2 separate regions of the Homo sapiens genome follow, and region 2 is linked to region 1. Evidence: chromatin loops called from intact Hi-C (ENCODE). Cell type or tissue: heart right ventricle. All regions are shown on one strand. Links, peaks and the distances in the headings refer to the core of each region. The heading gives the core; the rest is flanking DNA. Region 1 overlaps GALNT12 (polypeptide N-acetylgalactosaminyltransferase 12). Region 2 overlaps COL15A1 (collagen type XV alpha 1 chain).

The links. Hi-C counts contacts between places; a loop is a spot of excess contacts. Peaks named below come from ENCODE experiments on the same cell type or tissue, not always from the same donor. Only the 100,000 strongest peaks of a DNase experiment are listed, where the experiment ranks them.
Region 2: it touches region 1 in a loop (7-fold over the local background); 26 of 110 quality-filtered maps call a loop at or near these places.

What each region holds. Positions count from the first base shown.
Region 1 is chr9:98,841,767-98,854,427 of GRCh38, forward strand. It overlaps GALNT12 (polypeptide N-acetylgalactosaminyltransferase 12), which reads left to right. Exons shown (of 10, transcript NM_024642.5): 8 at 2,330-2,443; 9 at 4,211-4,357; 10 at 7,186-8,315. The coding sequence ends at 7,326. Among named protein-coding and RNA genes, the nearest start is that of GALNT12, 40 kb to the left of the region's middle. RefSeq lists an enhancer at 6,881-7,175. In heart right ventricle, for the core only: a CTCF peak has its summit at 6,958 (motif pointing right); a DNase peak (open chromatin) is centred at 6,965; H3K4me3 peaks cover 637 bases; H3K27ac peaks cover 1,123 bases; H3K27me3 peaks cover 283 bases.
Region 2 is chr9:99,006,686-99,019,346 of GRCh38, forward strand. It overlaps COL15A1 (collagen type XV alpha 1 chain), which reads left to right. Exons shown (of 42, transcript NM_001855.5): 10 at 8,732-8,881; 11 at 9,291-9,434. Among named protein-coding and RNA genes, the nearest start is that of COL15A1-AS1, 68 kb to the left of the region's middle. In heart right ventricle, for the core only: a CTCF peak has its summit at 6,497; no DNase peak of the experiment used is centred there.

The DNA of each region.
Region 1 (12,661 bases), core at 2,780-10,779:
TTCAAGCAATTCTCCTGCCTCAGCCTCCCGAGTAGCTGGGATTATAGGCACCTGCCACCATGCCTGGCTAATTTTTTTTTTTTGTATTTTTAGCAGAGACGGGGTTTCACTATGTTGGCCAGGCTGGTCTTGAACTACTGACCTCAGGTGATCTGCCTGCCTCAGCCTCCCAAACTATTGGGATTACAGGCATGAGCCACCATGCCCGGCCAAGGCATAACAAATTCTTAAGTCTTTTCTTTATTTGCTTATTTTCAGAGTAAGAGTTGGTATTTTAGTTTCCTCCAGTTGTATCTACTGGGTTGTTTTTTTTTTTGTTGTGGCTCATTGTTTTTTTTGGCTTTTTCTCTTCTTGAGTGTCATTGTAAACTAATGGGTGTTTAAATAGCCGGTGTGCTTCAATCAATTCATCTTTTCTTCTTTGTATTGTTTTTTGAGACAGGCTTCTATTCTGTCACCCAGGCTGGAGCACAGTGGCACCATTGTAGCTCACTGTAGCCTGGATCACTGGGCTCAAGTGATCCTCCCACCTCAGCTTCTTAAGTAGCTGGGACTACAGGTGAGCACCACCACACCTGGCTAATTTTTTATTTTTATTTTTAGTAAAGACTAAGGTCTCGCTATGTTGCCCAGGCTGGTCTTGAACTCCTGAGCTCAAGCATTTCTCCTGCCAAGGCCTCCCAAAGTGCTGGGATTACAGGTATGAGCCACTGTGCCCAGCCCAATTCATCTTTTTAAAAAATATATGAAAATTGTTTTTGGCCAGTGGGAGTCCCTTTATTTTGGCTTCTGAGGTCTTTGACACCTTACAGTGGCGTTGATAGCCTCCTTGATTCTGGCCAAGTTGTCCCATTCGAGTTTTAAACATTTCCTGCCATTCCTCCCAGAAGCCCTGCTCCTTTGTTGGGTAACGGTATTGGGAGTCAGTCTGGATGCTGGCGGTGCCCGTTGCTATGCGTTGTCATTGCCTCCAGACCATGCAGTTTAACAGAAATATAATGAGAGCCACCGTTGTAACTTAAATTTTTTTAGTAACCATATTAAAAAAAAAGTAAAGTTAATGAAATGTTTAACTCAGTATATCCCAAATAATATCATTTCAACATATAATTAATATAAGTATTTATTCATTGAGGCATTTTACATTCTTTTTTCATACTAAGCCTTGAAATCTGGTGTGAATTTTATACTTATAGCATATCTCAATTTGGATTAGTTACATTTCAAGTGTCCAGTAGCCACAGTGGCCAGTGGCCGCCACATGAAATAGCACAGCTCTAAATTTTTCTCATTGGGCAGAGAAAGGAAATTCGTATTTTTGAGAAACAGATCATGAGCTTATATTAATATCTGAAAATCCAATGTAGTCTTGAAAAATTTTCTTTGATAGCATACTCATATTTCTTTTTTCTTACCCTGAAAATCTTGGTTTTAAACAATATTAACATAATTACTTATTTTCTTTATCCTAAAATATATTGAAAATAGTTTCAAGATAATTAATACAGTACTACAGCTTAGAGTATTATACTGAATGAGGTTTATAATTTCTTTGCAGCTCAGTTTGTTTATAGAATATATTTCATAGGTGGTATTTTCAAACATACCATGCTCTAAAGTGATTTAAATTAATTCTTTTTTTTTTTTTGGTGGTGGGGAGGACAGAGTCTTGCCTTATTGCCCAGGCTGGAGTGCAGTGGCATGATCTCAGCTCACTGCAACCTCCGTCTTCTGGGTTCAAGTGATTCTCCCGCCTCAGTCTCCCAAGTAGCTGGTACTACAGGTGCACCCCACCACACCTGGCTAAGTTTTGTATTTTTAGTAGAGATGCGGTTTTGCCGTGTTGGCCAGGCTGGTCTAGAACTCCTGGCCTCAAGTGATCCACCTGCCTCCGTCTCCCAAAGTGCTGGGATCACAGGCATGAGCCACTGAACCCAGCCTAAAATAATTCTTTCTTTGTGTCTATCGCCTGCTTGATTTAGTTAGCTTAATTAATCTAGTTCGAGGTATCAACCCAGGTATATTTGGACTTGCACAGCAGTAAGGCTGCTACTAATGAGAAAGAAAGAGAGAGGAGCTTTCAGGCCATGAAGAGTTTATCTCTCTGGTCCTCAGGCTTATCAACTTAAAATAGGGGTAAGGATTCTTGCCTGCAGAACAAGGAAGCACTTTTAAAGCTAGAAGGTGCTGTACAGAAAAGACTCTTACCTTTGCGTCTAGCTCTTGAAGCAGGCTCTCCTCTCATGCCAGGTACCCTCCCCAAGCCTTGTGTGGCATCTGTTAGTGTCTATAAATCTGGACTGAAATGCCACATTTATGTTTTATTTAGCTCCAGAACAAAGGACTAACAGACTACTGCTTTGACTATAACCCTCCCGATGAAAACCAGATTGTGGGACACCAGGTCATTCTGTACCTCTGTCATGGGATGGGCCAGAATCAGGTAGGTATGAGCCTCAAAAGAGGAGAAAGCTGTGTGTTTTGTTAAAAAAATTAAATAGTTGAATTTTTTTCTTGTAAAAGTAATATTTGGGAAATATAAAAAGTAGAAGCCTAGGGTGGCCAGACTCAGAGAGACCACTGTTAAAATTAAAATGTGTTTTCTTCCCATCATTTTTTACACATAACACACAGAGATTATGTGTTGTAAATAGTTGTCATAATGTCTGTATGTTTTATATTCCATTATTTCCATTCCCTTCATCTACTTTTCTTATGTTATTAGATACCCCTTGAGAATATCATTCCTAGTGGCCACTTGATATTTCATTTTGTACCTGTATTACTGTTTCGTTAACTGGTTCCCTGCCTCCCTGTCTTTGCAATTATAAATAACCCTGCCTCTAACACCTTGGGTCAGACAGAAGGAAGGATAAAGTAACAGATCTGCATTTCAGATGATTTCCTTAGAATTAATTGTTAAGTGGAATGACAGGTTTAATGCATAGGGCCACCTTGCAAGGTGGTGTTTAGGGACATTGCCTCAGCTGGGGGCCAGGTGTATCTGTCTGGGTGAAGGGCTGTAATTCAGGCTGGGCAGGGGAGATTCAGTCCTGGGGGAGTCTGAAGACCAGAAAAGGACCCCCAGCCCTGGAAAGCAGTTGACAGGACCCTTGGAGGATGCAGGAATGGAGAGAAGTGTTGGTTCTGGGCCTCTGAAGCTTCACCGTACCAAGGAGTTATCAGACACCAGGAAACAAAGGGATAGAGATTCAGATGTTGTTTTTTCCAATCTGGATTCACCCCAATGCCACTTGAATATGAGGCCTTCTTATGGTCAAGAGTAAACTTTCTTAATTCCAACCCCTGCAACCTTAAATTATTTAGGTTTTCAACACTGTTTAGAACAGCCTTCCTCAAAGCTGATGGTACCTGAGTGCTACCATCAGCATCATCTGGGAGCTTGGAAATGCACATTTTCAGACTGATCCCAACACTACCGAATCCCAGACTCTTGTTTTAAGCAGCTTTTCAGGAGATAATGGTGTGACAAGCCCTGCTCTGTGCGCCTTAAGAACACCCACCTGTGTCAGAATTTTTGAAAGGGGCTGGTGGGGTGGGTGGGTGTCTTGTCAAAGATGCAGAAAATGCAGCTTCCTAGGCCCCACCTCACACATAAGGAATCCTTATTCCGTCTCTGGGATGGGGCCAGCAATCAGCATTTTTAACAGTCACTGTAGGTAGTTCCTAGTACACTCAGGTAGGAAAACCATTGTCCGGGAAGAACCAAGTCTTCCCGTTAGCGGTCACATTGTCTGCTTGTGCACAGCACTTTACATCTTCTAGGAACTGTCATATTGGGGGTTTGGGAGGAGAGACTGAGGAAAAGGAGAGGAAGTAGCTAGTCAAGGTCACAGAGAGCCCCCAAGAGCTAGTGCTGCGATGGGTCCATTTCCCTTCCTCCCATCCCACACCAACACAGCATTCAGCACTGCAGGCAGGAGGTGACATGCACCAGCCCTGTCTCCCTGTCTAGCAAGCTGGGCAGGCATGGGAAGGGCCATTTCCTCCACGCTCATGAAGCACTGCAGTAGCGGTTCACTGAGGGCTGTGGGATGCGGAGGAACCCATCACACAGGCTCGTGTTGGTGGTGACGCAGGTGCATGACCCCACCCATGCTCTCGTGATCCCAGGTTCTTGTCCAGCGATCTTTCCTCTTCCCACATCAGTGGAAAATGTTGTGTTACATGTTGGCTGCCCCATTTTTAGTTTTTCGAGTACACGTCCCAGAAAGAAATACGCTATAACACCCACCAGCCTGAGGGCTGCATTGCTGTGGAAGCAGGAATGGATACCCTTATCATGCATCTCTGCGAAGAAACTGCCCCAGAGAATCAGAAGTTCATCTTGCAGGAGGTAGGTGAACTCTCTCCTTCCTTCCTGCTGACAGTCCCTGGGCTATAAGGGAGAGTGTGAGAGTCAGACGTTCTCTCTGGCATAGTCCTGGTGAGGATCAGGGATGTGGCCATGCATGGACAGGAGCTCTGGAAGACCTGGAACCTCAGTCCCAGTGAGCCTGGGGGGCGGTGATGGCAGGAGATTGGAGTCCCCTGGCACACGGTGTCATTAGCACTGCCTTCCTTCCTCATTGTCCAGTCCCTTTTAGTCTTTTCCATTTCCCTTGCACCCCCATGAGCTGCAGGCACCGACATGGAAACAGCTCTTACAAATGCATTCAGAGATGAAAGGGCTTTAAATGAGTAAGCCAAATAGCCCAAGTGTAAGGATGTTAGCCAAAGTGTTAGATCCAGATATAAGCCACCCCACCTCTCTAAGCCTTGTTTTTCCCAGCTTTAAAATAGGTACAATAGGCCAGGCACAGTGGCTGACGCCTGTAATCCCAGCACTTTGGGAGGCCAAGGCAGGTGGATCATCCGAAGCCAGGAGTTCGAGACCAGCCTGGCCAATATGGCAAAACCCCATCTCTACTTAAAAAAAAAAATAGCCAGGTGTGGTGGCATGCCCCTGTAGTCCCATCTACTTGGGAGGCTGAAGCAGGAGAATCACTTGAACCGGAAGGCGGAGGTTGCAGTCAGCCGAAATCATGCCACTGCACTGTAGCCTGGGAGACAGAGCGAGACTCCGTCTCAAAAAAAAAAAAAAAAAAAGGTGCAATAATAGCAGACTTACTTTACTGAGGATTAGATGCATAGCCAGAAATATTCTTTGGAAACTATAAAGCTCGATAGAGATTAGTTGTTGCTTGTGGTATTATAACCAAGAAAACACCTCTGATAGAGTAGTCTCCCTGGATAGTCACAGTTGATTTGAAACTGAGGGTTACCTCAGACCTGAGGGTGCTGGCCCCACCACACTTGCAGTCAGCTTGCATCAGGACTTGTAAATCGATCATATCCTTTGACTCACTAAAAAGCATGTGAGGGAATAAATCCAAAGAAAATCATTTGAAAGAAAAAAATTCATTGTTTTTTATCTCCCTGGGCAGCTTTCACTCCCAATATACTGCTTATAAATGGGTTTATTCTAAAGATGATTAAAAGCTGGAATATGTTTTCCTGCAGAAAAATGTTGTCACTAGCAATGACATTTGCAGGCTGCCCAGAAAAGCCACACACCATGGTGTTACCTATTGAATACAGGAAAATAAGAAGGAAAAATACTTCTGCACACCCCAGACGTCTCTGATCTTCTTGAATGTCCTCCTCTTCCCATCTTTCTCCCAACCAGAAGCCATTGTAAGCCCTCAAGGAATGGTAGTGGACACTAGAAACAATAAAATCAGTTTGACATATCAAAAATTTTATCTTAAATTTCAGTGACCATTTAAGGAAAAGGAAGTTTGTTCAGGAGGCTGGGAAGAAGGATACTGAATTGGATTTTTTACCTTTCTTCAGGACGCTTAATACTTTGATTCATATGTGAAAAGGATACAGCTTGATTTATTATATTTCATCAGTCATGCCCTAAATATATATATATAAAACAAATATATATTGAACAGAAACATATGTGAATTCTGAAGGAAATGTCCCCACTTATATTCACTAGACCATAATAGAAAGCTTAGTTCTTAGGGCTGGATCTTTTTTTTTTTTTTTTTTTTTTGAGACGGAGCCTTGCTCCACCAAGGCTGGAGTGCAGGGGTGCAATCTCAGCTCACTGCAACCTCTGCCTCCTGGGTTCAAGCGATTCTCCTGTCTCAGTCTCCTGAGTAGCTGGGACTACAGGCGCCCGCCACCACGCCCAGCTAATTTTTTGTATTTTTAGTAGAGATGGAGTTTTGCCATGTTGGCCAGGCTGGTCTTGAGCTCTTTGGCCTCAAGTGATCCACCTGCCTCAGCCTCTCAAAGTGCTGCGATTACAGGCGTGAGCTACTGTGCCCAGCCTTGTATTTTCTTATGTAGGCCTAAAAACCTCTGAAATGTCATTTCTTGGATTCTACAAAACATGAGTTTGGATTTTTTTGAATGAAAAAAGTTCCATTTAGTGAACAGCACATCACAAAGGTTTTTCACTGATGTTGTTATTCACTCTGCCTGTTTGCTGCTCAGCCATGATTAAGTTCGTTGCATACAGCTTATAACAGAGAGGCAGAGGGAAAAGATAAACACCAGGCCTGAGAGAGAGACTTGCTGAGATAATTGAGCAAGGGCTGGCAGAAAGGAGAGAAGCAGGAGGTCATTAAAGAAGACCATCGTCTTTGGGGTTTGGGAATTGGCACAAGGCATATAACCCACTGATTCTCTGATGTGTGACAGGTGAGTAGCTCAGGCCAAGTGACTGGCTTCCTCATCCATCTGGTCTGTGGCTGAGCTGGGACTACAGCCAAGTTTCCACACTCTGTTTAAATACCTAAGAGAAAGAGATCACCCTGCACGGAATGAGTTGACCTAAGAGGAGTGAAAGAGATAAACAAAGGATCTTTGTTCCTGATTTCCCTGAAGGAAGCCAAATGCAATAGGGAGATGTAGGGTATGACACATGCCCAGAGCAGCCAGCAGGTGGCACCATCGGTCCTGTGAGAGGCAAGCGGGACGCAGCCTGTACAAGCCTGGTGCTGTGTCCCCGGGACAGTCCTGAGTTGCTGCGTTACACGGAAGACACTTACCCCTCAATAAATATTTCTGAAATGGTAAAAATCAGACCCTGATCTCTTTAAAACATGTCTTTAGGAAAAAGAGACTTTTCTGATGACTTGCCTGTCATTCTGTTATCTTTTGTAGGATGGATCTTTATTTCACGAACAGTCCAAGAAATGTGTCCAGGCTGCGAGGAAGGAGTCGAGTGACAGTTTCGTTCCACTCTTACGAGACTGCACCAACTCGGATCATCAGAAATGGTTCTTCAAAGAGCGCATGTTATGAAGCCTCGTGTATCAAGGAGCCCATCGAAGGAGACTGTGGAGCCAGGACTCTGCCCAACAAAGACTTAGCTAAGCAGTGACCAGAACCCACCAAAAACTAGGCTGCATTGCTTTGAAGAGGCAATCATTTTGCCATTTGTGAAAGTTGTGTTGGATTTAGTAAAAATGTGAATAAGCTTTGTACTTATTTTGAGAACTTTTTAAATGTTCCAAAATACCCTATTTTCAAAGGGTAATCGTAAGATGTTAACCCTTGGTATTTAGAAAATTAAAACCTTATAATATTTTTCTATCAAGATGTATATTTTACAGTCGTGCCTTTTACTCTCATTAGCAAAAAAGATAAAGATTTTATTTTGGTATTTACAAGAATTCCCAGGTACGAAGATATCTGCATGGGTGGAAATCAGGTTCAAGCAACGTACTTTGCATTAACTGATAATACCTCAGCTGCGGGGTTAAAGTTTTCCCAGTATAGAGAGACTGTCACTAGGAACATTGTATTGATTTATTCAGGTCATTGAGATCTTCTAGATGTATTTTAAAAAGAATGCTTTTTGGTTATGTGTTGCTACCACAGTTAACACTCCATAATGTTCATGTCAGCCAAAGAGGACTAACCAAAGCTGAAATCTCAGAGAACAATTTGCTTTACTAAGCTGAGTCAACTTGAGAGCGAACTTCTAACAATGCCGCACTGTAGTGTGGCTGGTTCTACCACTATGACTTTAAAACATGTTTATATCATTTTTAATTTTTATGATACGGTAGTGTCAGGGAGAAATGTAATGTTCTATATGAAATTCCTTTTTCAAGTTTGTTCATTAATAACAGTTATTAATTTAAATCAGCGTTAGAGTTTGTGCTGCTGCAACTGCTGTGAAAATTTCTCTGAGTAATTCTGATTTGTGAATGATCCCAGACCAACCCTGAGATTTTGTCAACCTGATTAAGTCAATATGAATGATTAAAAAGATGTGAGAACACTGACTGCAGATCTTTTTGTACTGTAAACCAAAAATAAAATTCTAGGGCCGGGTGCGGTGGCTCACGCCTATACTCCTAGCACTTTGGGAGGGCAAGGAGGGCAGATCACTTGAGGTCAGGAGTTCGAGACCAGCCTGGTCAACATGGCGAAACCCCGTCTCTATTAAAAATACAAAAATTAGCTGGACGTGGTGGCATGCGCCTGTAATCCCAGCTACTCCGGAGGCTGAGGCAGAAGAGTCTCCTGAACCCAGGAGGCGGAGGTTGCAGTGAGCCAAGATCGCGCCACTCTACTCCAGCCTGGGCGACAGAGCCAGACTTTGCCTCAAAAAATAAAAAATAAAATTCTGGGGTCCCCCATCTGATTGAATGGACTCCTCTCTTGGCCAAGAAGATCCCAAAAAAACCTGAACCTAGTTCAGAACTGAAAAACTAGTTCAGGCCATGATGAGAAGGGAGCAGTATCCAGACAAGCCTCATTACCCTCTCCTCCCTTTGGAGTTTAAAGACAACTGACTGGCATTCACGTTAAAACAGATCTCTTAAGATGGACCAAACAGACTCTTTGTAGCAACACATACCAAATTCCAACCTGACTGGTATAACATCCTATGACCCTGAAGGAAATCCAAGTATTTTGCCACAAAATATATTTCTTTAACATATTCTGAAATGGCCCTGCAAAGCTGTCTCTTGCGGGGGAAATTTACATTCTGTAGAGAATCTCCTTCCCTAACTAGGTCTTTTCAGGAGAGTCTGACACTTTTTAAGGTCTGATAAGAGACCTTCACATCTATTTTCTCTGAAGCCTGCTACCTGGAGCTTCATCTACATAAGAACCTTGGCTTCCACCCACCATCCCCCCCACCCCACCCCACCCCACCCCACCCCTTACTTAGTTCAGCTGACTTGGACTCTTCAGGCAGAGCTTAACTCTTTCAACCAATTGCCAATCAGGAAATCTTCGCATTCGCGTGTGACCTGGAAGCCCCGCCCCCCGCCCCCTTCTTTAAGATGTCCCGCCTTTCCAGGCCAAACCAAGTTATGTCTGCCTGTAACTTCTGTTTCCCTAAGATGTGTAAAATCAAGCTGTAACCAACCACCTTGGGCACATATTCTCAGGACCTCCTGAGGTTGTGTCACAGGCCATGATCCTTAACCTTGGCAAAATAAACCTCTGAATGGATTGAGACCTGTCTCAGATAGTTTTTGGTTTACAGGACCAATCAGATGGGAGCGATGAAGATACACGTGGAATTGATTAAAAGGTATCAATTTGTGTCTCAGGCTCTTTTTGACATACATTCTCCACTCAGATCCTGTCAAGGACCAGTTTAACATTTACCCAGAAACAACTTGGCTTGGGCTGGCTCGAATCCATCTGATGCAACTTAACTTATCTGTACTTCAGTTTCTTCATTGGAAAAACAGGGATAATTAAACCAAGATATGGGATAGCTGTGAGGATTAAATAACACATAGCAGGTCAGGGCTTAGGCCCTGGTGTTACCAGAAAGGGATCTGGATCTTGGATTACGCACAAGAAAGAATTCAGGGTGAGTCCAAAGAGTAAAGTGAAAGCAAGTTTATTAGAGAAGTAAAGAAACAAGAATGGCTATTCCATTCTTGGGGGTCCAGAGTACCCCCGAGGACTACTGGTGGGCTATTTCTGTAGTTATTTCTTGATTATATGCTAAACAAGGAGTGGATGATTCATGAGTTTTCTGAGAAAGGGGCGAGGACTTCCCAGAACTGAGGGCTCCTTCTCATAGACCATATAGAGTAACTTCTTAGCATTGCCATGGCACTTGTAAACTGTCATGGTGCTGGGGGGAGTGTCTTTAGCAGGTGAATGCATTATAATTAATGTATAATAAGCAGTGAGGACCACCAGAGGTTGCTTTCATCCCATCTTGGTTTTGGTGGGTTTTGGCTGGCTTCTTTACTGCATCCTGTCTTATCAGCGGGTTCTTTGTGACGTGTATCTTCTGCTGACCTTCTATCTCATCCTGTGACTAAGAATGCCTAACCTCCTGGGAATGCAGCCCAGCAGGTCTCAGCCTCATTTTACCCAGCCCCTGTTCAAGATGGAGTTACTGTGGTTTGAACACCCCTGACACTGGCCCACAGTATGGGCTTATTAAATATCAGCTTCTATTTTCAGAAATGTACTTTAATATTTATTCAAAAATAAATATTAAGTAGTTTAGCTTTTTAAAATCTTTATGGGATTAAACAGCTCTTTAGCAGGCAGGAATAGCTTTCGACACAGCTCAGTTCTCATAAATGTGAGGCAGTGTGGGCCAAGCTTCCCTTCCTACCGCTGTGGGAACTTGTGAAAACAGACGCAATGCCCCCCCTCAACCCATGAGTTAGGAAGTCCTACCCTGTCTCCCCTCCCCACCGTTTCTGTCACATCAGTGTGAGCTTGATGAAGGGGTGTTGGGCCCTCCCAGATGCAGGGAGACAGTTCAGGCAGACATAAAATTAATGCTGACAAAATCCATCAAGAGTGCAGGGAGGCTGCAGAGGTTGCATGTCTGGAGAGTCTGCCGAGCATGGCAGCTAATTAGTTTTGCTTGAGAAGTCGCCCCTCTAACTCCTGCATCCGCTTACATTCGGTCATTTTTAGGCTCGAAAACAGTCAATATAAAATAGAAATCATATTTTGGGGGGTGTCAAGGGAAATCTTTACACAGACTGGGAGGGAATTTACAACATCTCGAGAAAACGTTCTCTTCACCGATGGGTGAAGAGCCTGAGAAAAAGCCCATAGGGATGTGAGGGAATTCACACATCTATTCACTGTACCCGAGTGGGTTCCCACCTGCCCCCACCTGCCCCCACCTGCCTCCCTGGCAGGTGTGAATCCAGGGCTGATGTGTGGAGTTGGAGTCCTGGGGGCCAGCCCCAGCTGTGGCAGATTGGCAGATTGTTTCGCCTTCTAGGACTCTGTTGTAGTTTCCTCTAATTTGGTCTTGAGGTCTGTCTCAAGAGCATGGGTAAAAACTCTAGCCCTGCCCTGCCAGGGCTCTAGGGATTTGGTCATGAATGTTTATAGTGTGTCTTTCATGGGACACTTCATCCTGGCAGACAGCCTAATGCCTGGGTGTCCAACCCATGACAGGGTGTTCCTCTCACAGAAAACTTGGTTTATACTGGAAGATGCCTTTGTGGCTCTTGTCTGACCTGCTCAGTTTATTCCTACCAAGACAGCCCCTCTCCAGGAGAGCCCTGACGGGGGAAGAAGGTAGGTTTGGGTGTGTTGGTCAGGTGAGACACAGAAGAGGCAACTCAGCAAAACACATGAAATAAGGCTAGGCATGGCTCACACCTGTAATCCCAGCACTTTGGGAGGCTGAGCCAGTGGATCACCTGACATCAGGAGTTCAAGACCAGCCTGACCAACATGGCAAAACCCCAACTCTAATAAAAATACAAAAATTAGCTGGGTGTGGTGGTGGGCTCCTGTAATCCTAGCTACTGGGGAGGCTGAGGCAGGAGAATCACTTGAATCTGGGAAGTGGAGGTTGCAGTGAGCGAAGATCGCACCATTGCACTCCAGGCTGGGTGATAAGCAAAACTCTGTCTCAAAGAAACAAACAACAAAACAAAACAAAAAAAACAAAAAAACCCCACATGAAATAACAGAAAAGCATGTTACTCACAGATCAGAGAGGCCGGGGAAGGAGGCCTCACGGGGCCAATAGGAGGGTGAGAGCTGTCCAGAATATGCATTCAACCAGCATATGGGGAGCAAGAGAGAGGGACCTTTGGGCCAAAGCCTTTTTATTGCCCAGGCTGGAGTGCAATGGTGCAATCTTGGCTCACTGCAACCTCTGCCTCCCGGGTTCAAGCGATTCTCCTGCCTCAGCCTCCCAAGTGTCTGGGATTGCAGGCAGGCACCACCATGCCTGGCTAATTTTTTGTATTTAGTAGAGAGGGTGTTTCACCATGCTGGTCAGGCTGGTCTCAAACTCCTGACCTCAGACACGCCACCCGCCTCGGCCTCCCAAAGTGCTGGGATTACAGGCATGAGCCACTGTGCCCAGCCGGGGCCAAAGCCTTTATTGGGATCCAGGGAAACCAAGCAGTTTTCCCAATGGGAGTTTTAATTGATGGGTTTGGAACAAGCAGGCAGGAGTTCCGGGAGGTCACAGGTGACTGGGAAGTGGTTGCTGTGCATATCTACACAGGTCATGTGAAGTGTAGGGATCGGTGGGCAAGTCAAGTAGGTTGTATCTAGCTGTCCCCTAGGGAGGTAGTCACAAGAAGGCAGTTGTATAAGCAGATATCTGGATCAACCACATTGAGGAACTGGGAAGAGGTGGAGAACTGGAAATTGTGTC
Region 2 (12,661 bases), core at 3,078-11,077, 170 kb after region 1:
CTTTCCCTGTCTTCCCCTTTCTTTAATGTCTAGGCACTTACGACAGAGTGGGAAAGCCAGGGATCAGGTTCTACCAAGTCCTAGCTTAATAGAAACTAGAATTTGACCAGCAGGGTTGTCTGAAGATAGAAGGGCTATCTGTAGAGGTGGTGAGGTCCTAGTTACTGGAGGTGTATCAGCTGTAAAGCAAAGAGTATTTGAAACAAGTCTCAGTCAATTTTGGAAGTTTATTTTGCCAGGGTTAAGGATGCACCTGTGACACAGCCTCAGGAGGTCCTGACAACATGTGCCCAAGGTGGTTGGGGCACAGCTTGGTTTTGTGCATTTTAGGGAGACATGAGACATCAATCAATATATGTAAGGTGTACATTGGTTCAGTCCAGAAAAGCAGGACAACTCAAAGTAGGGAGGGGGCTTCCATGTCATAGGTAGATAAGAGACAAACGCTTGCATTCTTTCAAGTTTCTGATTAGCCTTTCCAAAGGAAGCAATCAGATATGCATTTATCTCAGTGAGCAGAGGGATGACTTTGAGTTCTGTCTGTCCTTTGTCTGTAAGGAATTTCCTTAAGGACAAATTGTGAGGGAGGTATGTACCTTTCTTATCTTAGTAGATACCTTTTAAAGGAATAGCATGGGAGGCCGTTTTGCCCTAAGCAATTTCCATTTTCATTTTTCCCTTTGGCTTAGTGATTTTGGGGGTCCTGAGATTTATTTTCCTTTCACATTTCCCCCTTTTTAAAATCTTTCAGATAAAGCATTTTAAAGAAAATGAGTCTCTAGTTTCAGGTTTAGTTGATTTCTCATGGCTAGGAGGGTTTATTCCTAGACAGGTAGGTCCCATGTTATTAGGAAAGTTCACTTTTATCAGGCTGTGAAGTCTCATGCCCTACAAGAGAAAATAGCGGGAGGGAGAAAAACAACAAATAAAAAAAGAAGAACAATCCTGGAAAATTGATATAGGTCATATTACTCTGAAGTCCATACATCAGTAGGCAGGTATGAAAGTGGCTTATTATGTAAATAGGTTGCTGTTATTTTCCTCTGAAGTTTAAGTTGTCTAGCTTCAGTTTGCAGGGCTTTAAGAAAGCATGGCTTAATTTTAGTGATTTCAAAAATGGGGAAAAAATGGAAAAGAAGAAGAAGAAAAAAATTTGAAAACATTATTATGGAGACTTGTAGCCAGTACAAATTTTAGAATTCAGTCCAAACTGTAGAAAATAATAAAAATTGAAAAACATTAGGCAAGACCAAAATCTAACAACAGGTGTTCTATAGTTTATTTTAAAACATAAGTTTTCTCTTTCCAGTCCCATTTTCACTAAAGAAAAATCATAGGACAATTTCATTTGCAAATTAAGTTTTAGTCTTATTATACTTGGCCTGAGTATTTGCATAAAGTCAGCAAAAATAGTTATTTGCCATATAGGCTCCTCTTTTTTTTTAATTGACTTTGCTGGAGCTTTATTCCATAAAGAATCTCAGATTTGACTTTAAGGCCTTAAGGACAGCCCATGCCTGCAAATACCTGTATTAATTGGGTGAAGGCCTCACCTTGAGGTCTCAAGAAAACTTGGGGCTCCTGGACCTGTCAGAAAGTGACATTCTTTACTTACCACAGGTCAGGAACCTGTACAGAGATTGTGTAGACAAGGTATGAGGCCAGCTTTCCCAAGGGCTTTTATTGGCTCTATAAATCAACTTTGGTTCCTTAAAGGAGTCTGTATCTGATAGCATGCCATTCCAGTCAAAACCATGGTAAAATAACCAGTGTCTCCAGCTGTGCTCTGTTACAAAAGAAAACAGATTGTTATCACACTTACACAAATAACTATATTGTAAGTTAAGAATACTCACAACTAATTACCAAATTTTTGGAGAGATCAGGTAGAAATATGCTCCAAATTTTGTTTATATGAGTATATTTTACTCATTTTTTTTTGAGGCTGAGTTTCTCTCTTGTCTCCCAGGCTGGAATGCAGTGGCATGATCTTGGCTCACTGCAACCTCTGCCTCCTGGATTCAAGTGATTCTCATGGCTCAGCCTCCCAAGTAGCTGGGATTACAGGCATGTGCCACCACCCCTGGCTAATTTTTGTATTTTTAGCAGAGATGGGGTTTCACCATGTTGGTCAGGCTGGTCTCAAACTCCTGACCTCAGATGATCCACCTGCCTCAGCCTCCCAAAGTGCTGGGATTACAGGCATGAGCCACTGCGCCTGGCTACTCAATTGTTAAAAGCTGTAAATAGCTCAAAAGAAAAGTTTTCTTGGCTCCGATAAACAAACAAAAAAAGGATCAGCAATGTTTTAAGCAAAAAGTTATAAAAGGATTTTCAGTCTTCTAAAAGTCCACAGTTAACTCCTGTTCTGCATGTTATTCATGAACATTTCAGCTCTTCATGGGAGCCTTGGAAGTTTTTTCTCTATTCTAACATTACAATCTTCAAAACTTGCATTGAAGAGCACCTATCAGAGTCCTATGCCGATTATAAAACCACCTTTTGAAAGGGATAAAAGCAAAACAACTGTGGATGACAAAAGTGTTGAAACAGTCATAGTTAAAGACACAATTGACAAGGAAACTTGGTTACTTCTGTGGCATACAGCAATTTTACATAATAATTACTACTGATAAAATATGCTAAAACATATCAGAATCACAGGAATTTCATACAACTCTGAGCACATACTAATAACACATTTATGTAAATATAATCCAAAGAAGGTTAAACACTGTTTCATATTTGAAAATACTTCCTGTATGATTTTATTATATCGAATAAGCCAAATATGTCTCTTTTGGACTTCAGGGGAATAATAGCTCAGAAGAAAAGCTTTCTTGGTTCTGAAAATCAAAAAATTAATGGGACCTAAGTTAGAATTTGACTTTGGAAATTTTGTCAAATATAAAAAGTATAAAACACTTGATATCACAAAATAGGATCACAGGTCATTGTAAAATAAGTCATTCATTTAGCCAAAGTGATACCTCAAAGAGTTAAAAAAAAAGGCAAAAATATTTATTCTTTGATTGAAGAGATTGATTTCTCAAACAATTAGCCCTAATAAAAACAACAGGAGGCCAATTAAATTTGTTTTTCAAAAATTTTTAAACAATCTATAAAATTTTAATCATCTTGACCATAAGATATAATTTCCATAAGCCTTTTTATAACCTTTATAACCTTTATTAAGGAGTGGGTTAATGCTCCAAGAAAACCTTGTTAATCTGACACAGGGGCCAATATGCTGGTCTTGCATCAGCATGCCTTTGACATTAATGGTTAATTTATAGAGAAACTAAACTTATTTTATCTCTCAAAATCTGCCCTTATAATCTCATGTGCCCACCTCTTCTGCAGTAGTCTTTGGACCTTGAGGAGTTGAATAGCTTTAATTTTTGGCGCTATGTCTCACGAACGCAGTTTATTTTGGTTGACATCTTCTACAGGATCTGTAGGTGAGGCTTTAACTGCTGTCAGTGTTTAAGATTTAGCAGGACTTGGTGTCCTTCTTAGACCCAGGAATCAAAGCCCTGTAACTTAATGGCACAAGTACTTTAAAAGCACATACAGAAATGTAGAGCACCTGATTCTGTCACTGTTCTGGGCACCACTATGTAACCTGCCATGATCCCTGGTGGACTGAACAAATGGGGGCAAATGTGGGAATAAAAGACAAGAGACAAAAGAGTATATTTGGAAGAAGGGGTCAGGGGAAACTTGCCTCTTGTGGACAAGGGCCCTGAGCTTTACACAGCCCTCCATATTTATTAGGCAAAAGAGACAGTGAGAAGGGGAGTGGAAGAAGGGGTCAGCTGCTTAGTCCAGAGTAGGCTTGCAAGACTGCATTCCTCAAACAACAGGCTCTAGATGTTGCAGTAGATAACCTCGGCACCCGGGAGTGATTGCCTCCAGCAAACCTTCTGTCGGCGGGAACACTTGTGAGTTTGCTCACATCCTGCATTCATGATAAACAGTTTGCTGTTCGATCATATAGCCTCCAGTGGAATGCTGAGTTGGTCACGTCCCATGGGCCTTCGGCTCCCTTCACAGAAAGTTATATGGACGTAATAACCTTAATTAAAAAAAATATTCTTTTTGTTAATCTGCATCTTTTCTAAGCAAACGAAAACTTAGTAATAATGACATAGGAATTATTTAGATAAAGTGTAAGATCTGTTTATTAGGCCAGTTACCCAAAGGCAAAAGAAAAGACCTTCTGCAGTGCGACTGCTGTTCTCTATGGGGAATATTATATTGGAAGAAAATACTCCTTTTAGATCTTTAAGATAAAACATTTTTTTAGCATCAGGCCACAACATTTATAACCAGAGGAAAAAAAATCTTACAGGAGCTGAAAATGAGTTGAAGATTAGTTATTATTTCAGGCCTTTTAAAAGGCGAGAGAAAACAGAAAAGAGCAAGATGCAATAAAAGTCGAACTTTGTGTAAAAAAATTATAATGCCTTGTAATTTATTAAGAGTAAAGCAATACCTTAAGAAAATTTTGTAGTTCAAACCAATTCTTTAGTGTATAAGTGGTTTTTTAAAAATCAAAACCCAATCTCTGGAAAGACCATTTTAAATAATTTCCCTTTAATTGTAGACAACTTGCTCATATGAAAGCTTTTTTTTTCATCTGTCTTCTTCTTATGATGTAAACAGACCATTTCTGACATGCTTGGACTTTCTAGTTTTCCTGAGCATCCCTCTTTCTGAAAAAAAAAAAAAAAAAAGTCATTTTATTCTAGGACAAAATTTACCATAAAAGATTCTTTCTTGTATAAAATTATTTTTCTTTAAGCTTTCTTACCAAAATTACCTCTTTATTTCTATAACTTTCTTTACATCTCTCTCATTTCCTGATTCCCTTCACTTTGTTTTATACATAACCTTTAAATAAGCTTTGAATGAGACAAAAATTATTCACCTTTTAAAAAACACACTTTTTTTTAGAAAGAATGTTTTCTTACAATATATTTTTTAATTGGAATATACCCAACTAATGAAATATCTATTATTTAATTTAACTTTAGATTCTAAATTATGACACATTTGTCTATAAGTATTTATCCCATTACATTTACCTAATTATTTTTAATACTGTACCTAGATTACTGTATTTATGAAAACTGCAATAGTCATTATTTAAAGTTATTTCCCTGCCAACCATTTTATAGCCTGTGAATTTCAGGTGTTTATCTAAGTAGAACCTTAAGATTAAATATATGGTTATTTTACTAAATCAAGATTTAGCTATTTTCATTAAACTAATGTTCTTGTCTTATTTATCAGACAGTACACAAGCAAAGGTTATCCTGTTTTGGGCTGAGTTTATAGTTTTGTAACCCTTGTGCCAAATTTTGACACCTTATAGTATTTGGCAGGGATAAGTATGAAATTGCTTGATCAATAAATGCAAACAAAAATGTATGCTGGCAATTCTTAAGACATTTCTAATATTGCTTTACCAGTAATTTTAAAACTAGCTTATTAAAGACTTAAGTCGTGTGAACTTGAAAAGCATTTGGGTTTATCATTTAATTTATGAGTACTCTTTAAGCCATTGTCATACCTTGTAGCGAAAAACACAACAAAATGTGTATGTACACATAAACACACACATACATACTCATACAACCAAAAATCCTATAGCTTTTACTTCAGAACTCTAGCCATGAAATATTAATACAAACACATTGTCCTGCAGAAACAATAACAAAAATAAATGTCTGGATGCAAACAGTGGATTTTATCTCAGGAGAAATGTAACAGCAGACTTAAAGCAGGCAGAGGCAGAGAAGAAAGCAGAGAGATAGAGAACTTAGGAACTTTATAGTTGCAGATCGACTTTTGGGCTCTGAATTTTTCTTGCTGTAATTGTGCATGAAAATACCATATATGTTCATTTTACAAAAATACTTGCAAGAAGAGGCACCATAAAACCAACAGAGTGCCTGAAAGAGGGTCATTCTCCTTGTTTTTCCTTATTCTTAGATTATTTGTTTCCCACCCTTTTTTTTTTTTTTTTTTTTTTTTTTGAGACGGAGTCTCCCTCTATTGCCCAGGCTGGAGTGCAATGGTACAATCTCGGCTCACTGCAACCTCCACCTCCTGGGTTCAAGTGATTCTCCTGCCTCAGCGTCTTGAGTAGCTGGGACTACAGGTGCGTGCCACCATGCCCAGCTAGTTTTTTTGTATTTTTAGTAGAGACAGGTTTTCACCATGTTGGCCAGGCTGGTCTCGAACTCCTGACTTCATGATCCCTCCCAAAGTGCTGAGACTACAGGCATGAACCACCGTGCCCGGCCTTTTTTATTTATTTATTTTTTATTTTAAGGGACGAACTGAGCTGTGGCCTAGCATTTTAGTGGAGTGTGTCAAAGTGTGCTGGTTGCGGGTGAGACTCTACAGTGTGTCACCACTGAGCCATTTCCACCCTCTTACGTGTCTCAGTTTCTCTCTGTGTAGTTCTAGCACCTCCAAGAGGCTCAAAATCAAAATGCAGGGTGACCAGCTCCTATATGCACTTCCTGAATGAGGCTTTTTAAACTAATTTTGTTGGGGGTTCCCTGTAGGGTTGCTGCATGTCATGGGGGGGTCAACCCCCCAAGACACTCCCACTTGCCCTCCAGTCACCCAGGGGCACCTTTCAGCTGGGAGGTGCAAAATGCCCTTTCTCTTTGAAGCTGAGGAAACTCATTCTCCCATTTATCTGTGAAAACAATAGTTCAATTCCTCATGCAAAATGCTCACACTAGCCAATTGAGATTAATTTCAGGAGGAAAGGCAATGGAGAAGACACCCTTTAGAATGTACCTCTGAACTAGAATTAGGGTCCTAAACAATAACTTCCTAGGAGAAAAAAAAAAAAAAACAGCTAAGACCACTTCCTGTAAATTGTCCTCAGCCACCTCTAACTTTGTACTCTCATCCACCATTATACACACTAAGGTCAAATCCTCTCCCGGTATAAGGTAATCTCTGGTACCCCCAAAAGCCAAAGAGGTCAGGTCTTACAATACAGGAGAGCAGAGCTTCAGACCTAAGAAGAATCTGCTCATGACTCTTGAAACTCCACAAAGAAAATGGAACACCCCAAAAAGGGGCGGGTGGTGCCTTTGTTCTGAATACTTTAAGGGGTTTGAGTCATTGGAAGCCTCCTCTAGGTTTTTATTGGTACTAAAGATAGTGAAGGGGGAAGGAGGTATAGGGCGGAAGAAAAGTAAACGAAAGAAAAAAAGTTTTTAAGACAGGAAGCAAGGATAGCAAACGTGCATGTTGTGTTTTTTTTTCCCCTCTCTTGCAGCTGTGAGAAATTTTAGCCAATTCAGAGAGGTCTTGTTACCCATAATTTAGAATTCTCATTCAGATTTGACCAAGTCAGGTAGAGCTGGTCAAATCTGATGGGAGAAAGATCAGAACAACAACCAAAAAAACCCTAACAACATGATTACTGAGCACTTTAATAGTAAGGAGAAATTAGGAACAGCTGGTTGTTAATCTTAACTTCAGCTAAGACAAAACCCCAATTCAGCTACTTACTAGAGATAGGTCTTAGGCAGAAGATTGCTCTCTACCATCCTAGAAGCAGGAAAGAATTTAAACTTGCCTTCCCTGTTAGAAATGAGCTCAAACTCCAGAAAGGAGTTAGGTGCCTTCCATCATCCTAGAAGCAGGAAAACTTGCATTCCTTGTTGGAAGCAAGTAAGACTGCAAAAAAAGAATTGTACAGCAAAATAAACTTTAGAACTTGACCAAATTTTGGGAGATCAGGGATTCTCTGGAGGGGAGGCTCCTAGGCCTCAGCAAATTGTCCTATTGGTTTGAACCATAAAGAAAGCTCAAGCTGGTATCAAGCACCGATATGAGATTTGTCAAAGGTCAGTGGCACCTCCACTCAGAATCCCTTCTTGGTTGCCAAAATGTGAACCCCAAATATCTGAGACAGGTCTCAGGAAAGTTAGGTAGTTTATTTTGCAAAGGTCAAAGACATGCCCGTGACACAGCCTCAGGAGATCCTGACAACATGTGCCCAAGGTGGTTGGAGCACAGCTTGGTTTTATGCATTTTAGGGAGACATGAGACATCAATCAGTATATATAAGGTGTACATTTGTGCTGTCCAGAAATGCAGGACAACTCAAAGTGGGGAGGGGGCTTCCATGTCATAGGTAGATAAAAGACAAATGATTGCATTCTTTTGAGTTTCTGATTAGCCTTTCCAAAGGAAGCAATCAGATATGCATTTATCTCCGTGAGCAGAGGGGTGACTTTGAGTTCCATCTGTCCTTTGTCTGCAAGGAATTTCCTTATGGACAAATTATTAGGGAAGTATGTAGCTTTTTTTTATCTTAGTAGCTATCTTTTTAAGGGCTAGAATGGGAGACAGATTTGCCCTAAGTAGTTCCCAGCTTGATTTTTTTTTCCCTTTGGCTTATTGATTTGGGGATCCTGAGATTTATTTTCCTTTCACAAAGCTAAGGCCAGAGAAGTGCTTAGCAGAGATGTGCTAGAAGGGACTCTGGGGTGGGTGGGAGGATGCCCTGAAAGGTACGTTCTAATGCTGGAGCTCCAGGCGAAGGTGTGGTCCTGGAGGAGCAAAGGAAAGGGAATCATGGAGCCTCCAGTTATCTGAGGCTTTAGCGCTTTCCACCCCCCAGCCTCACACCCACTGAACCAGGGGCATGGGCGAAGGGGCACAGCTCCTCATGCCAATTTCATTTCAGGGTCCAAGCAGTGAAGACAGTTTAACAACAGCTGCAGCTGCAACCGAAGTGTCCCTCAGTACTTTTGAGGATGAGGAAGCCAGTGGGGTCCCCACAGATGGCCTGGCTCCCCTCACAGCCACCATGGCCCCTGAGCGGGCAGTCACTTCTGTAAGTGTCATCTTGTGTCCTCTCTGGCTCACAGGGGAGAGACAGGTCTGCATCATGCGACAACAGTCATCCTTGGCCTTGGCAGGGGCACCTGTAGCTTGGTTATGAGCACATGTCTGGGTGGGCAGCTGCTGGAGGGAGGCAGGACACAATGCTGGAGTGTAGCAGAGGCCACAGCCCTGCTCCCTCCTAGCCTTGCCCAAGAATTTACTCAGAGACAAGTGGTCCACAGTTGGCACTGAGGCTTAGAAGAGATGCATATTTCAGAAGGGGTGTGCTGGGGGTAACGATGATCGTAGGTAAGAACGTGCTTTGAAACTGGGCTGGCACCACAGAAACGACTGTTACAACTCCCTGGCAGCCTCATGAGCGAGGTGAGGTGGTGCCTTAATGCTGGTTTTGTTTTCAGGGTCCTGGTGATGAAGAAGACTTGGCAGCAGCCACAACAGAGGAGCCCCTCATCACAGCTGGGGGTGAAGAGTCCGGCAGCCCTCCCCCTGATGGGCCACCGCTGCCCCTGCCCACAGTGGCTCCTGAAAGATGGATCACTCCAGTAAGTGGCATAGAGCTGTAAGATTTGACTTGGCAGACCTTACAGGGGAGAGAAAGAAAGGCCAGAGTTGTGGGAAGGGCTGGCCCCCAGCTTTCTCAGAGGTAGGTTTTCATGTTGGTTTGCAAATTTGGGCATTTGAGGAGCTTTAACCTGAGGAAAGCTTGAGGAAACTCCAGATCATAGAGAAAAAGCAAGAGATTAAAGTCAAGGGGACCTAGCTTTGTGTCCCAAACTGATCTTTGGATTGAAATGAGATCTAACAGTCAGTGTTCTTCTGGGGACAAAGTTGACAGTAAGACGTGGCGGGTCTGTAGAGGGGATGAGAGCATCAGTGCTGTGTGTGTGTTGGGGGTGACCTCCAAGTCCCTGCCAACATGAGTTTTTATGACTCTTGGCTACAACTGTGTGACCTTAAGCAAATCCGTTGATTTCTTTGGCCCTCCGTTTCCTCATCTGTGAAAATGAGTGGCTGCAAGGCCAAGTCAGAGAATGAATGCAGGTTGGAGAACGTTTACAAAGCTCTGTACCCACACCTAGGGTTGTCACCACTTAAGGACTATAACTGTGTCTCTTAGAAATAGGAAACCCAGACCTGGCCCTCAGCTTGGGCTTGTGTGAAGAGGGACTGCTCTTCCAATGTGAACACATTTTTAAAGGAAAATATCTCCTTGGTGATCAGCATTGGCTCATCAGTTCCCCAAACACCACTTGGTCATGCACACTTTGAAAGCCACCACTCAAGCTACAGTCATGTGGCCCATTGGCCACGGTGCGGCAGGACTGACCTGTGAGGGGAGGGGCTGTGGGACGGGAGATCAGGACAGCCCCCTGAGGTCCTGAATGCCCCTTGCTCCGGGGCCTCCTATAGCGGTTATCACGCTGCTTCCTGTCTCTTTAGAGTTGTCTTGCATTCATTCGTTGATTCACTCATTGACTGGACACATAGCGGCTCTGGGCCCTCAGTCAGGACACTTGTAGATAGAGATGAATGTGACCTCACTCCTGTCCGCAACAAATTCACAATCAAGCGGCAGGAAGTAAGCCATCTGAACTGACATTGATTAATCACTCTGTGCTCCAAGTTTACCTGATTCTCTTCACCACATTCCTCTTCAGTATAAGGTGAATGGGAGATAAGATGTGGAGAGGTAAAGTCACCTGCCACTGTTGCCTGCCTCTGAGAGGTAGAGCTGGGATTTGAACCTGCATGCTGGCCTGCAAAGCTGGAGCTCTTGAGCTTCACCCAGCTGAAGTCCTCATCCATGAGAGTGTGGTGTGGTGGGAAGATCCTGGACTGGGGGCCAGGAGTTCGAGGTTCTGCTTCCAGAGATGCTGCTGACTTGTTGTAGGCCCTGGGCCTCCTTGTCATCATCTATAAAAGGAAAAAAGGTGAAGAACAACTCTGGTTTTTAACTCTGGTCACGCATTAGAGATGGCTGGGAAGCTTAAAACAATGCAGGTGTCTGAGTCCAGTGCTAGACCAAGTAACTGAGACACTGGGGCTGGGGCTTTGGGCTTGCAGGGCATCTAGTGGGCAGCCAGCTCTGGATTGACCCGCTCATGCACTGTGACTTCCCAAACAATGTCCCCCTGCTCTTCTGCACCTCACCCCAAGGTATACACAAAGCACCAAGTTCAAATCTCCCTAGTGATGCCACATCGGGCACAGATAGAGCCGGTTCTCCTGTTTCTTTCTCTTTTTAACGTTTTATTATTGAAAACCTAAAAATGTCACAAAGGAGCTTAGACAAAGGAGCTTAGAATAGTATAATTAACCCCCACATACCCATCGTTCAGTTTGGATAATTATCAACACTGACAATCTTGCTTCATCTGTTCCACCTCCTACCACCATCTTTTTTGGAGAGAAGGGGAATACTGGAGTATTCAAAAATCAACCCCAAACATCCTATCATTTATTTAACTGGTAAATAATTCAATGTGTATGGCTGATAGAGTGATCTGGTACCTTTGTTTTGGTCATAGCCATAGTATCACGATGCATCTAACAAAATGAGCAGGGGTTCCTTCGTATTATCTAATGCCCTGGCTATTTTGTTTTAAAATACCTCTTTCCAGTTTGTTTGACTCTGAATCCAAACAAGGTCTACACATTGCATTTGGTTGATACGTCTCTTAAGTGTCTCTTAATCTCTAATTGTCTCCCGCCTTCTTTTTCCCTTTTGCCATTAATCTGTTGAAGAAACTGGGTCAGTTTCTTCCTTAGACCCTTGATGTTTTCAGCTTTGAGAAGTCAGTCTGGTAAGGCTGGCTGTGCTCATGGGAGTGTGAGGGTTACTGCTCCTGGGAAGCTCTTTGTCCACATATATTAACAATCATAAGAGCGCATATTGCTGACCAGAAACTTCTCTTCTAGGAATTGATTCTAGTGGAGATAGTCTGATAGCCTTTGTTGTTGCCGCTTTTTAAAAAAAGGCTTTGTTTACAAGGATGCTAATCTCAGTGTTGTCCATAATAGAGAAAAATTGGGCATAATTTAATTAGCCAACAATAGAAGATTAATTGAATTAAAGTATATTCAAACAATGGAACATTATGTAGCTAATAAAATTATACCTGTTAGAAATATTTAATGATGGGGGAAATGCTTAGCATATAATGTTAAGTGAAAGAAGCTGGTTGTAAACCTAGTATATTGTGTGGTTAACTATTTAAAAATACACACATGCAAAAACACTAGAAGGAAATACCCTCTGTAAATGTTGGCAGCTGTTGCCTCAAAGTGGTGGAACTGTGGAAGGTTGTTAGGTTTTTAATACATTGTGGTTTAATACATTTTCTACTATGGTGGCTTACAATTTTTATGATAGATTTTTTAAAGCTCTGAGAAGGAAGAGAGAGAGAGAGAGACAGACACAGAGAGAGTTAGAGATAGAATGAGAGAGAGAAACGGAGACATGGTTGATGTCTGATGAAGACATTCCTGCTAAGTCCCCACGTTAGGGATCTGCAATGAACTCAGATGAATGCCCCGATTCCTGAGCAGAGTCTAAAAGCACAAGATTGTCAAGAAGGCACCCACCTTGGGATATCTCTAGGATCAGTTTTTTTGTTTCTGTTTTTGTTTTCTTGAGACAGGGCCTCACTCTCTTGCCCAGACTAGAGTGCAGTGGCGTGATCTCGGCTTACTGCAACCTCCGCCTCTTAGGCTCAAGCGATTCTCCTGCCTCAGCCTGCAGAGTAGCTGGGATTACAGACAGACATGT